2 separate regions of the Mus musculus genome follow, and region 1 is linked to region 2. A link is a loop called in an ENCODE intact Hi-C map of the cell type or tissue named here. Cell type or tissue: left cerebral cortex. All regions are shown on one strand. Each heading gives the region's core, and the rest is flanking DNA. Links, peaks and the distances in the headings are about the cores only.

The links. A loop is a pair of places that touch in the nucleus more often than their neighbours do. Peaks named below come from ENCODE experiments on the same cell type or tissue, not always from the same donor. Only the 100,000 strongest peaks of a DNase experiment are listed, where the experiment ranks them.
Region 1: it touches region 2 in a loop (2.6-fold over the local background); 6 of 42 quality-filtered maps call a loop at or near these places.

The regions. Positions count from the first base shown.
Region 1 is chr11:5,288,420-5,293,419 of GRCm38, forward strand. Znrf3 (zinc and ring finger 3) reads right to left here. Exons shown (of 9, transcript NM_001080924.2): 3 at 1,244-1,318; 4 at 607-738. Among named protein-coding and RNA genes, the nearest start is that of Kremen1, 29 kb to the left of the region's middle. In left cerebral cortex, for the core only: a CTCF peak has its summit at 2,461 (motif pointing right); DNase peaks (open chromatin) are centred at 1,555, 1,983 and 2,469; H3K27ac peaks cover 258 bases.
Region 2 is chr11:5,687,055-5,695,302 of GRCm38, forward strand. Ankrd36 (ankyrin repeat domain 36) reads left to right here. Exons shown (of 27, transcript NM_023816.3): 26 at 237-428; 27 at 2,086-2,563. The coding sequence ends at 2,283. Among named protein-coding and RNA genes, the nearest start is that of Mrps24, 17 kb to the right of the region's middle. In left cerebral cortex, for the core only: a CTCF peak has its summit at 4,903; a DNase peak (open chromatin) is centred at 4,898.

The DNA of each region.
Region 1 (5,000 bases), core at 1-5,000, 400 kb before region 2:
TAGAATGCTTTAGTCCAAGGCTGAGGAGATGACGTCAGTTCTGCATGCTTCCCTGGTTTCTTTTCTTGGGGTGAAGTATCAGTGGGCAGTAATACTGCTTCAGCACACTGAAGAGGCGTCTGGCCACTACTTGTCACCAAAATGTCAGTATGAGGCCTGAGTAATTTCTAATGTTTTGAGTAATTCTTAACATTCTTATTTGTGAGTCAGGGAATTTCAAGTGAGTAATCTATATGATTGAAAGGAGGAAGTATAGGTTTTTTCTCATCTCTAGATCAGATGGAGAAAAGGAAACAAAGAAAGCCAAGTGCTACAGTGTCATCCTTCATTTTTCTCGGCTTGTTCCTTAAAAGAATGAACTGCAAAGGGGCTATGCCAGGTTGGAGAAACCAGACTTTATAGCATACAGTGTCTGTTTCCATAAGCTTTTACACAGTTTTACAAATAAAGAAACATGGGTGAAAATCTCTCTGTCCTCCTGTGCCATAGTTGAGCTCACCCTGTAGGAACCTACATTACACCAGCATTGTAGATACAGGGATGAGAAGGCTGAAAGCTCAAAGGAAACAAAAGCACAGACAGGACAACACAGAGGCTGCCACTCACTCGAGGAGGGAGGTGCTGGATCCTTGCTCGAGCTACTTTCTGCTTGTTGACAATGTTCATCAGCTTGATAGCATCTGCACCCTTCACATACACCACTGGCCTCTTAAGAGGGTCTTCTGAGCCTTGGTTTAGCTGACAAAGAAGAGCGGCACAGTTAAAGACATGCTTATCTAAGAAGAGGATTTGGAATGGGGCTCAGGGGTAGAGCTCTTGGTTTGTACATGCAAGGGCAAGCACACGCACACACGCACGCACACACACACACACACACACACACACACACACGAGAGGAAGAAAAGAATGCTACATCTCTATTTGGGAATCCTTGAAGTCTTCAAGAATTATAGCCTTGGGGTTTCCAGAAAGGCTAGGATAGGATGCTATACTTGTTTTAAGATGGGCTGAGCTACCCCAAAACCCAGAAACTCTGAAAATGTCCCTCATGCCTAACCCTCCACCCACAACTCCTTTCCATATGCCTCTCTCAGGTATCATACCTGATACTCAAACACAGACAGAGTACTTCAGCAGACAAGTACAAGGATCTTAGACAAGGGTGTCAAAACACTGCCACTCAAGATGGCCAAAGCAAATGCCTCTTCGGCAGATGGTAGGACTGGCTGTAGTGGTGGTTTACCTGGTCGATGGCTTCTGGATTTTCAGATACATCAAAGATAACTGCAGTAGCTCCCCGCTGAACTGCTCTCTTGGCCTGGTGGAGTGAAAAAGAGCAGGTTAGCAACTCTGTCCTCTGACTGCCAACACTGGCCTTATAAATCAGGCATGGCTTCAGAATGCACAACGGGACAACAAGCAATGTCTGTGCCCCTGAGCAAGTTGATCCTCTTCCCTAAGCTCTGGCATTCTCATCTGCAAAACAGGAGACAATGCCACCTACTTTGTCCTCTCTTCCTAAGAGCCTGAAGACTTAGAATGGGTGGGAATGAGTCACTGGCTCCTGCAGAAGCCTGTCTCTCCCCGACCCCCGATCTAGCTGGAACATTAAAAACAAGACTATAGATGGGCAGCCTGCCCAGCCAGCACAGCGGTATTGGTTTGGTATTTCTGCTATAAACATGCTGCCCCTGGCAACCAGAGTAAATGCTTTTGGTTTGTCTCTTGTGGTCCTTTCTTCCTTCCCATGCCATCCAGTTAAGATAGCATGTTGACTATTTCTGAATGAATCTCAAGATGGTCACTTTTAACTTGTGACACAAGATGAAGACCTCTGGAGTCTGGGGGGGGGGGAGTTATAATAAACAATAAGTGGGGATTTAGAGCAGTTGGCTGCCAAGCTAGGCTGCACATCAAAAACCACTTGGGAAGTTTGTAAAGCAGATTTCCTGGCTCCAACCACAGAGACTGGTTCAGTGGGGCTGGAGGCAGGCCCAGGAAGCTGAGTTCTGTAAGCTCTCAGGGACTCAGATAATCCTACCAGCTGGAAAACTAGAGGTCAGAGGAACAAGACAAGAAGGCTTAGAAACAAATGAGAAGTGATAGAATTTTTTTGTTGTTGGGGCAGGGAGGGAGAAAAGATTCCTTTCTACCTCAATGAACTTTCTAATTTTATCTCCAGCTAAGTGAACAACAGAGTTGAGGCTTCAGAAGAGACACGAGATTGATCCTTGCTTTTAGGACTTGAACTCTTGTAACAGAGACAGCCACTCTAAAAAAAATACAGGGAAAACAAAGCAAATTCCCAAAACAGCTAACGGATGGGCAATTTCAGCCAGTGCTCAGAAGTCACATCACCATGGGCCCAAGAGTATGAGAATAAATCCAAATGCTTTCCACAGAAATAACCTGTGCTGACAGGTGCACAAACCCAACGGGCAAATACTTTACTGGACCACTAGAGGGCAGTGTCACCCCGTTGCTTTTTAAGCCAATTCCCTGAACTTAGGACCAGCAAGTCAAAATTCGGTGATATTGGGGATAAAGTATTTTCCTTGGTAGTTTAAGAAACCCTGGAATCCTGGGTACGGTGCTATAGAATTTGTCCTTGCCCTATGGGCAGCTTCCTTAAAAACTAACTGAGGCTGAACAATCAGAAAGTTGCCTGAGGACCACCTCATTGTTTTACAGTCAGTGATCCCAAGTGACCAGTGAGGTTCAGTGTCTCTTTTTCTTCTAGATAGCGCGGGCTGTGTGTGTGTGGGGGGGTCAAGCCCAGGCTTTGTTTATGCCAAGCAAGTGCTCTATCACTGCATCGTACATAAGTCACTGAATCTCTGTAGTCCCAACCTCAGAACAGCCATGGCCCTGCAGAAGCCTAGGTGGCAAGTTTGTTCTCTTCCATTAAGCTCCCTAGGGCAGTAGCTCAGAGACTTTCTGAGCAGGTACTAGTGTTTCTGCCCCAGTGGTACCCTAGGCTTCTTCACAAATTCCATTCCTAGAGGACGAAATAAAGAGAGCCTCTGATGTTTTTAACCTTGCTTTCAGCCAGGGCTCCAGCATATCAGAGAGTCCCTGTGGGAGTGTGAGTTCAGGGATGTCCTGACTGGGAGTGCTTGTTCCTCCAGCTTTGATGCTGGTGCACCTGGAGAGGTTGGCAGTGACTGCAGCACCTGGGTAGGGAATGCCTTCCTGGAATGTGCCTCAGGGAAACTCACAGCCAGAGGGCCTCCTGGGCTTCCCAGCATTTCTTGTTCCATAGGAACATGGATGTTCATTCGTTCCAGAGGCACGGTCCATTCAGGACAGACACCACAGAGCTGGGGGTGAGCCCTGGGCCTCATCCATGCCAGGTATGTGCTCTACACTGGGCTCCACTTGCAGCCTTACAGAAGATGCTTTAAAGCATACTTGCTTTCTTTGGTGAGGCAGGCAGGTAGAGAATAAACTGCTTGAATTCCATCTACAGCACAATTCACTAATGCACGGACTCTAAGGGCAAATATTGTGGCTGAGGGATGCTTAATTTTCAGTGAATTATATTAAAATTATATTTATTGAGGCTGGAGATGTAACACAGTGGGTAGATTTGCCAACCATGCATGAAACCCTAGCACTTTATATAAAGTGATCCTCAGTACTGCATAAGACTAGGTATGGTGCCTGTAATTCCAGCATTTGAGAGGTAGAGGCAGGAGGATTCCAAAGTTCAAGGTCATCCCAGCAACATAGAGAGTTTGAGGGAAGTTTGGACCATGTGAAACTTTTTTTTTAAAACATGTAAAATAGCTGGTTGGTGGTGGCACACACTAATCCTAGCACACAGGAGGCAAGGGCAGGCGAATCTGAGTTCAGGACCAGCCTGGTCAACAGAGAGTTTCTGGACAGCCAGAGCTACTCAGAGAAACCTTGTCTCAAAAAAACAAAACAAAAATTATATGTTACTGAATTAATCTGTATTTCCTGCACATATCAGAACTGATGAGAGGAGATCCTATTGAAATCTTGCCTGTTGAGAGATGGCTTTAGAAAAGACTGTGACGGCAGGGGATGTAATCCTGAGTTGCTTAATCCTCAAGAAAAGGCCACGAGTAATCTTCATTTACAAACGGAGTTTTCTTTTTCGTTTTATCTTAAAATCATCAAATATTGCTTGGTTACACTTTTCCTCCTGACTCAATATAATTTTAAAAACCTGAAGGGTCAAATTCTTTGAGTGAATTTTCTTATCTTAGATAATTTCCAATTTTATCTAGTCAACTTCCTGCCTATTTGTATTTCAAACTAATCTAAAACCTAGGTAGAAGATTTCCAGTCTTGTGACCAGTATTTATATTATAGTACTATACCCCTAATGCTTTAAAAACTCTCAAGATAAAGCTACCTGAAAGAAAGGATGGGAAAGACAGCCTGGTGACCCTGGCCAGGGGAGGGTCACTGGCAAGCTGGGTTCACAGGAGAGGGCAGTAACAAACCATTGCTCTGAGTTCTGGATGATAGGGTAACAAGCTGTCCATAGCTGATGTATGTGTCAGCTACTTATGGGAAATTCTAACATATAAGAGTTCCAATCAACTTGTGTGTGGGTGTGTGTCTATGATTATGTGTTTGTATTACACTAGTGTTTTACCTGCATTCATGTCTGTGAGGGTGTTGGGTCCCCTGGAGCTGGAGTTACAGACAGTTGTAAGCTCCTCTGTGGCGCTGAGAATGGAAACCCAGATCGCCTGCAAGAACAGTCAGTAGCATCTCTTTAGCCCTGTTTTGTTGTTGTTGTTGTTTGTTTGTTTGTTTTAAAGAGAGTATTATTTTGTAGCCTAGGCTGCTCTTGAACTTATGATCCTGCTGCCTAAGCAACTCAAGTGCTGAGATTACAGGTATGGACCACATGCTGTAAATTTGCTTTTTCTGAGACAAGATCTCTCACTATGTAGCCTTGGCTGTCCTGAAACTTACTAGGTACACACCAGACTGGTTTCCACTCACAGGGATCCTCCTGC
Region 2 (8,248 bases), core at 2,030-7,029:
CTGCCGTTCAGGTGTAAGTGTGCAAAGGTGTTGTGTGCAAAGTACGAAGGGCAGAATTGTGACATTCCTGCTGGGTTTGATTTTATTTTTCTGGATAATTCTAATAGTCTAAGAGGCTGCTATAGAGTATAAGTGACTTATTACCTCTCAGCTGGCAGCAGACATGTATTGGTTTTATACCTGACTAGTCTTGGTGCATATTCTTCACCTTAAAGCCATATTATTTTTTCCTACAGTTTCACAATCTGAAAGAAAGTTGGGAGACTACATATTACAAATACCTACACATGGTCGTAAAGCTTCAGTTTATCGAGCAGGAGCTGATAGGGATCAAAACAGAACAGAAGAAGTGTAGACACCTGCTCGAGAACCAGAAGAACTTGGAAGAAGAAGTGCTCCACTTGAAAAGCTGGGTGCGGGAGAGCGAGGTGGGTAGTGTGAAGGCAGGGGACAGAGCAGGGCGGGAGGGCAGGCGGTTTGCAGAGAGCCGGGTTGCTTGCTTGTCTTTTGAGTCCGTGACAGGTTTTAATTCATTTCAGCACACTGGCAATGTGGGTTACATCCGTTGCATCTCCTCCTCGGCTAACAGCAGTTGGCTTGGTAGATCTCTGAATGTCGTCATTTGCCTCTCTTTAAAGTTTTCAGTGTATGTCGGTCGGTCGTTGTGGTTTGTATTGCTGAAATAAAACACTAAGAACAAGTGGGAGGTGTGCTGGATGGTATTAAACTTGACGGGAGCTAAAGTGATCTGAACAGAAAGAAGATGCCTCCATGAGATCTGGCTTTCATAATTAGTGATTGATGGGGGAGGGGCCCAGCCCATGGTGGGTGAGGCCATCCCTGGGCTGGTCGTTTGGGGTTCTAGAAGAAAACAGGCCGAACAAACCAACAAACAGCACCCTCCAGGCCCTCTGCATCAGCTCCCACCTCCAGGTACCTGGCTTGACTTACTTCAGTGATGCACTAGGACGTGGAAATGTCAGCCCAGTAAGTCCTTCCCTCCCCTCTTACTTTTGGTCACGGTGCTTCATCCTAGCAATAGCAGCCCTAAGACAGGAAGGAAGGTTTTATGATAGGCTTACATGTCCTTCTCACAGACCATCACTGAGAGGAGGAAACTCACATCAAGCAGGGCAGAAAGTGTTGAAGCAGAAGCCTGCATCCCCCTGAGCGCTCAGCCTGCCGAGGGGTGGAACCTCCCACAGTGGGCTGGGCTGGGTCCTCCCCCACCAATCAAAACCAAGGAAATGCCTTCTATGCTTGTCCACAGGCCAGTCTGATGGAGGTACTTAGTTCCGCAAGTGAGGTCTTCCCAGGTGTGATGGCGAGGTTAACATCAAACTGACAAAAGATTGCTCTTCCACAATATTGTAGACAACCGTTTGAATTTTAAGGCAAAACTTCTATATGAAAGTTAAAACATATTTTTAAATATTTCTTTAGTTACAGTTAAATGTTTTTAATTTTAATTGATTCTTCTGTTCTGTGAGTTATGGAAATACCTGCGGGCTAGCCTGAGAGTGATTCCGGCTGAGGTAGCACACGGAGGGCCTGGGGTCAACCCCAGCACCACTCAAAGGAAAGCAATACAGTGCTTTATGTTTTAAATGTTTTTTTTAATTAGGTATTTTCTTCATTTACATTTCCAATGCTATCCCAAAAGCCCCCCATACCCTCCCCCCACTCCCCTAACCCACCCACTCCCGCTTCTTGGCCCTGGTGTTCTCCTGTACTGGGGCATATAAAGTTTGCTAAACCAAGGGGCCTCTCTTCCCAATGATGGCCGACTAGGCCATCTTCTGCTACATATGTTTTTAATCAGGTTGCAGTGGTTTGTTTTGTTCATTATATAGACCCGACTGGCCTCAAATTCACAGAGACTTACCTGCCGTTGCCTCCACATACCATCATGCCTGGCTTTATGTTTTAAATGTAATTGACATTAGTAATAAAAATGTAAATCCCGCCATCTTATTTAACATACATACAAGAGCGCAGGAGCTGATGATTCCCGACCAAAGGAACAAGAGTAAGATAATCACCTGAGGGTTAACTATTTGGACTTTTGGACTTTTTTTGCTTTAGATCCAAGCAAGAGATCAAAACAACATCGAAAATTTAAGAGACACCAATGATGCAGCAATGATAAGCCAGATGGATCTCAGAATTAAAAACATGGAATCTCAGCTAGCCACACGGGGAGCTCAGCGACGGCTCCTGGAGGAGGGATGCTTGGACGTCAGCACCGCCATGCAGAAGAGGGTAGCCTGGCCCAGCCCGTGAGAACAGAGCCGGGTGAGCAAGCCAAAGAGAGTCCAGGGAAATAGCAAAGCTCGTTGGTTTGTCTCTGCTGCAGGGTGCAGACCTCACAGCTGACTCGGAGTTGGGAAATGAATGTGCACTTGAACTGCTGTTCGAGGAGGCCTTGGCTTCTTCCCCTTTTCAGTCTGGATTTCTGTGGCCTTTTACCCTCTAATGTTCTCATGTAGCTAACCTGATTAGTACTATAACGCTTTCTAAATATGGCCTTTACTAAACTACTTCTCCATTTTATTAATTGGAATTGTTAACATGTGTAACTATTTGGGGTCTGCTACTTGAAGGGCAATGGACAGGGAATGACAGTCCGTGTCCTGCCCCCCTCCCTCCCCACGCCGCGTGTTCTGACACCAGCAGACTTTCCTGGATTGGGATCTTTGGTATCGTCAGTTGGAGGGTCCCTGTCATTGACAAGTTTTCTAGCTTGGATAAAGACATGCTTATGACACGGGAAAGAAACACACAGAGGAAGGGAAAAGCAATTCACAAAATCATCAAAATAACTCCATGGTTGGCATACAGGTATCAGCGCATAGGTGTCAATGTGCTGTGCCCTTTTCATATTTTCAATCCCCAAAAGACCACCAAGGAGCTGATTGCCATGCAATCCCACTAACGTCTATTACAAGCTCAAGCGTGAGCCACACCGTCTCTGACTCAGCAGAGGAGGAAGGTGACGTCCCGAGCTCTCCCGAGCTTGGCAGGACAAGGTTTTATAGACAATGGTAAGCAAGCAAGGGAGTTTCTAGACTGCTACAATCTGATTGGGGGTCCATTAAGGACTTTTGTTGTCCTTTAACATAATTGGCTATTACTGGAAGTCAAACCATAAACTTAACTTCTACTTTCCTCCTGATTGGTGATTGTTAGAGTGAAATGCCAGGTGCAGGCTTGTAACCTGGAAACTGGTGCCAGGCGCTGGCTTGTTGGGGAGTCATCTGGAAACCGGTGCCAGAAGCTGGCTTGTTGGGGAGTCATCTGGAAACCGGTGCTAGCATCAGTGTTTTAAATCAACAAGTTCAGCCTTAAGTCAGATTCTCTAAGATGGAGCCTGAACTCAGAATCTGATGTCTCAGGTGTATAGGTGTCAGTGTATCGATGTAGGCATATAGGAGTAGGCGTATGCTTTTCACAACCTACCTTAATAAGGGTTACCTTAATAAGGGTTCAACCTCCCCTCTAGGCCACCACCCACCAGACTTAGTGGAAAAGAAAGGCTATTAGGATACAGGGGAAATGGACCTATCTAGTGAACCTGTTTAGAAACAGTTCTTTGGAGCAAATTCAATCTGCATTATTCTTAGTCCAGTCCACCAGCAAACACCAAACACAAATCAGCAGCTGCATTCCAGTGCACTCTGCAAAGACCACACACAAATCAACAATGGCAGTTCAATTCAGAAGACACCTCAAGGCTGGCCAATCTGCCTAAGTCCTCAGAAACAGCAAGAAGCCACAGAAACCTCACAAGAAGTTCTTTAGTGAGTGTCTCTTTATGATGCCACCACAGCTAAGCAGTGAAATATAAGATGAGCCAATATGAGCCTATACTCAACAAAGACTTCCGAGGCAAAGCAAAGCAAACCGATACTCAAGCTGCCACTGTCTGTGGGGTCATAATTATATTCTTTCTAAACATCTGGCCTCTGTTCCTGTTTGCTTTAGCAAAGCATCCTTTTACCTGCGTGCCCCGGCAAAACATCATTTAACACAAGTGACTGTACAAAGAAACTAGAAGTTTCCTCTTCAGGTCAGTGTGAAGGGATGTGTAGACCTACAGGAAAAGCATGCATGCCCCACCCTCAGTGGCTTTAGTACTGTCACAGAACGGGCTCAGGAACCACTATCATTCTCTCTGATCACCAAATCAGCCCATTTCCTCCTCTCCCTAGAGGCTGCCATTCTAAAACAAATGCTCACTCAGTGTCAAACGCTAACTTTATCCCAGTTTCAGGTGGACTGTGCAGATACTTGAAGGGTTTAGGCTCCAGTTGTTGTTGTTGTTTGTTTGTTTGTTTGTTTGTTTTGTCTGTCCTGGCACAGCTGATTACTGTCATCCCCTAACAGTCTCAGGGAAGTCTGGTAACAACCGATTTTCCTGGTGGCTCCTGGGGCAAGTTATTCAGCAGAAAGCCAGCCAACTGCAGAAACCTCTAGGGAACCAGGAAAGGTGATTCCCCCATTCCAGAACCTGGAGTACCAGTCTTGCTGCGACCACTTGGAACGTCACTGTCATGTGGAGCCTGCTGTGGCTGTCATCTTTACGATTTCCTTCTCTTTTATTTAGAGTGTGAGTGTTTTGCCCATACAGATGTTTGAGCACTGTCTCTGTGCCTGGTGCCTGTGGAGGTCAGGGGAGGGTTCCTTGTCCCTTGGATCTAGAAGTGGGGTTGCAGATAGTGGTGAGCCTCCATGTGAGTTCTGGGAATTGCTCTTTACCCTTCAAGCCATCTCTCCAGCCCCAAGAGATATAGTTTTAACTCAGAACACAGCCATGTCCCTCAGAGTCCAGTAGCTCTCTATTGTTAATAGAGGTCTGCTAAAGCTGCAGTTTGCTTTTCCAGAAGAGCAGTAGCGCCACCTATAGTTGCTCAGAACCGTCCAGGCATGTGGGCCTGGGTACCAGATGTTTTCCATGGATATCTCTGTCCAGGCCTGATGCGAGGGTTCCAGAGAAGGAAAGCAAGTGCAGGCAGGGAGACGAAGTCTCTGCCGCGCCTTCCAGGTCTCATGGTAACTCTGAGCTGCTCTGAACTGAGTCGGGTGGGGCTGGGCCCATGAGAGTGAGGACCTCAGGTGGCTCTCTGGGAGAGAAGATCTCTCTTTCCATGTGTTACAGCTCTTGGAACAAAAGACTCAGATGAAGGAGTAGTTCTCGCACACCTTTAATTCCCTGGATAAGATTTATATACAGTTTTAGGGGTGATTCAGGGTTCGACAGCAGGTATCTATCACTGGCTTGAACTGAGAGTTTGGGGGGAACATTATTTGCATGTGAGAAGGCTTGGTGCTGTTAGCTACATGACTGATAGCCACACACCTCTCCTGGGGGTGGGGTGGGACTGTGGGGGCGGTAACTTTGACAGGAGCCAGGGATCCTGGAGACAAGATCAAACGCCCATGTAGGTGGAAATCACCACCCACCGGATCCCACCCGGGTTCAAGACCTCAGCTCAACTGGAGACCAGGGTGTTTGTGTGCAGCCCACTGCCCCACACAGGCAGCTCATTTGGAAACTGGGAATAGAGACTTCCTGGGCAGAGCCTGATGAAATCCTGTAAATCCTGTGGTGACAGCATCTGGGGAGAATGAGAGGGTAACAGGGTCTCCCCGGGGAGCGACATGGCTAAAAACCCAAAACAGTGAGGCCCTAGATGGCTCTGCTGATTCTGCTGATTCAGAAATGCTCCCATAAGTGAGGCAGTTAGTTTTACCACTCACTTCCCACTGCCTATAACCCCGTTCCAGGGGTCGACGCTTCTTCAGGCACCTGCACATAGACTAGCCACATACAAACATATTCATAATTAAAATAGAATCTTACAATTATTTTTTAAGCATGAACTCACCAAGTCCTGCCAGTACTTCCATAATTCATCCAAGTTAGTGGAGGAACGCTCTGCCTTGATCTGCAATGATCAAAAACCATTTGAATAAACCCCGTGAGCAACAATAGCATCCCTGGAGACCCAAGTTTGTCAGTAGGGCATTGTGGGAGCTGAAGAGCCCTAGTGAGAAGTCCTGAGCCAGTGTGTATGTGAGTTGGGGACAATGCCACAGCCATGGAATTCTTGGGCTTCCTGACTGAAAACTAGAAAAAAAAAATCAAGTATACAATTGGACACCATGGGCAGTTGAGTGGATTTCTAGGCATGAGAGGTTACTGCAGAATTTGGACATGTCGTTAAACATGTCCTTCTGAAAGTTTACATCTGTCCCAGAGATCAGAGATATCAGCATGGGTCAGAGAAGCTGGGTTGTATGTATTTTGCAGCACTCAGCAGAGGCTGCAGAGACTGGTCACAGCTGGTCAAAACTGGTCAAAGTTCTGGAATAAACGATGGGTAAAAACTTAGCCATAAATGGAGCATCTGCTCCTCTCCCTCCGAGGCTTAGAGAAAAGAAGAACAGAAGGGAAGACGCCGATCCCAGCACAGAGCTTGGGCTGACTGTTGCACTCCTAAACCCGCGGAACTGACGGCTGAGCCTAAACACCATCATGGGAAGAAGTAGGGGCCTGTGGGATCCTATTCCTCCCTGAGGATTTATACACCATTAACGGTTGATGGAAGGACAAACATCTTCAGCACTGTGGACAATGGTAAGGCACCCATATTCCCATGGGGAAAAAACTCTGAAGAGAGGGCTGCCTGGCAAAGAATGTTAACTGCTCTTTCAAGAGGACCCAGGTTCAATTCCCAGCACCCGCGTGGCAGCTCACAATCACTTCTAACTCCAGTTCCAGGGAATCCAAAACCCTCCCCTGGCCTCTGTGGGAACTGAAAACTCATATGGTACAGTGTTAGATCTGCCCAACCTAGGCATATAGCTTATAATTATAATAATTGGATTGTGTATTTTTATTGGGGTTGGAAATTACAACAGTGCACAGACATGCATAGAGGCAAAAACACCCATACGCTTAAAATAAAAAACAATATAAAACAGAGCCAGGCAGTGGTAGTACACGCCTTTAATCACAGCACTCGGGAGGCAGAGGTAGAGGCAGGCAGATTTCTGAGTTCGAGACCAGCCTGGTCTACAGAGTGAGTTCCAGGACTACACAGAGAAACCCTGTGTAATGGTTTGTATATTCTTGGACCAGGGAGTGGCACCATCTGCACCTGTGACCTGGTTGGAATAGGTGTGTCACTGTGGGTGTGGGCTTAAGACTCTCAACCCAGTTGCCTGGAAGTCAGTCTTCCAATAGCAGCCTTTGGATGAAGACATAGAACTCTTAGCTCTGCCTGTGCCATGCCTGCTTGGAGACTGCCATGCTCCCACCTTTGTTGTATGCCGGTCTGCAATTTACAAGGACTGGGTACACCTGGGAGGTAGGCTGGGGATGAAAAGAGAGAAACTAGACAGTCGAGAGAGAAAATGGAGCCAAGACAAAGGTACTGGTCAAGGCCCGCGATTTTACTCAAAAACTGTGCTTATAAAGGGGGAAGCCCCCCCCCCCCACACACACACCAGTCCATTCTTGGTGTCTGGAGCCAGCCTGCAGGTGACATGCAGGATAGGATGTGCCTCCGGAATATCTCAGGGGCCTCTCAGCAGGTAGCAGTGTCTTGGAGGAGAGCAGTGGCAGGTGACAGAACAACAGAGCCATCTAGGTCGGAAGGCTCCACCCTAGGTAATCTCCTTCTTAGTGGCAGCAAGGTCAAGGTCTGGACCAGCCTGCTTCAGGCTGGGGGAGCCTACAATTCCTCCCTGATTATATAATAAAAATAGCCGGACCGAGGCATAAAATTTATTTATGCTCCATAGTCCTGCCTGGGAGTAAAGGTGGCTGGCGGCCATGCCTGTCTTAGGAATTCTCAGATTTTCCCGAACCATTCAGATCCGTCAAAGAGGTTATATGCAGCTTGTTTGTGTTTATTTTGCACAAACATGGCTCTGTGGTGTATTATTAATAAACCAGGGCCTCTTGGCATATACCTCTGTCTTAGATTGATATGGCTCTGAAATCTAGTTGCCCGTCATTGACTAACTGGCCCTCATAGCACACCTTATTCCCAAATCAGACCAAAGCCACAATATGTATTGAATATGCTTCTTCATATTGATGAATTTCTGCCACCCTCACTTGCTGGAGGCGAGGCTGCACACTTGCTGAAATCAGACTGTGAGGTGTTGACTGACCTGCTTGAAGAACAAAGTTGAGGCAGTGAAAAGCAACAGGATAAAAGCTTCTTTGTGGAAGCCC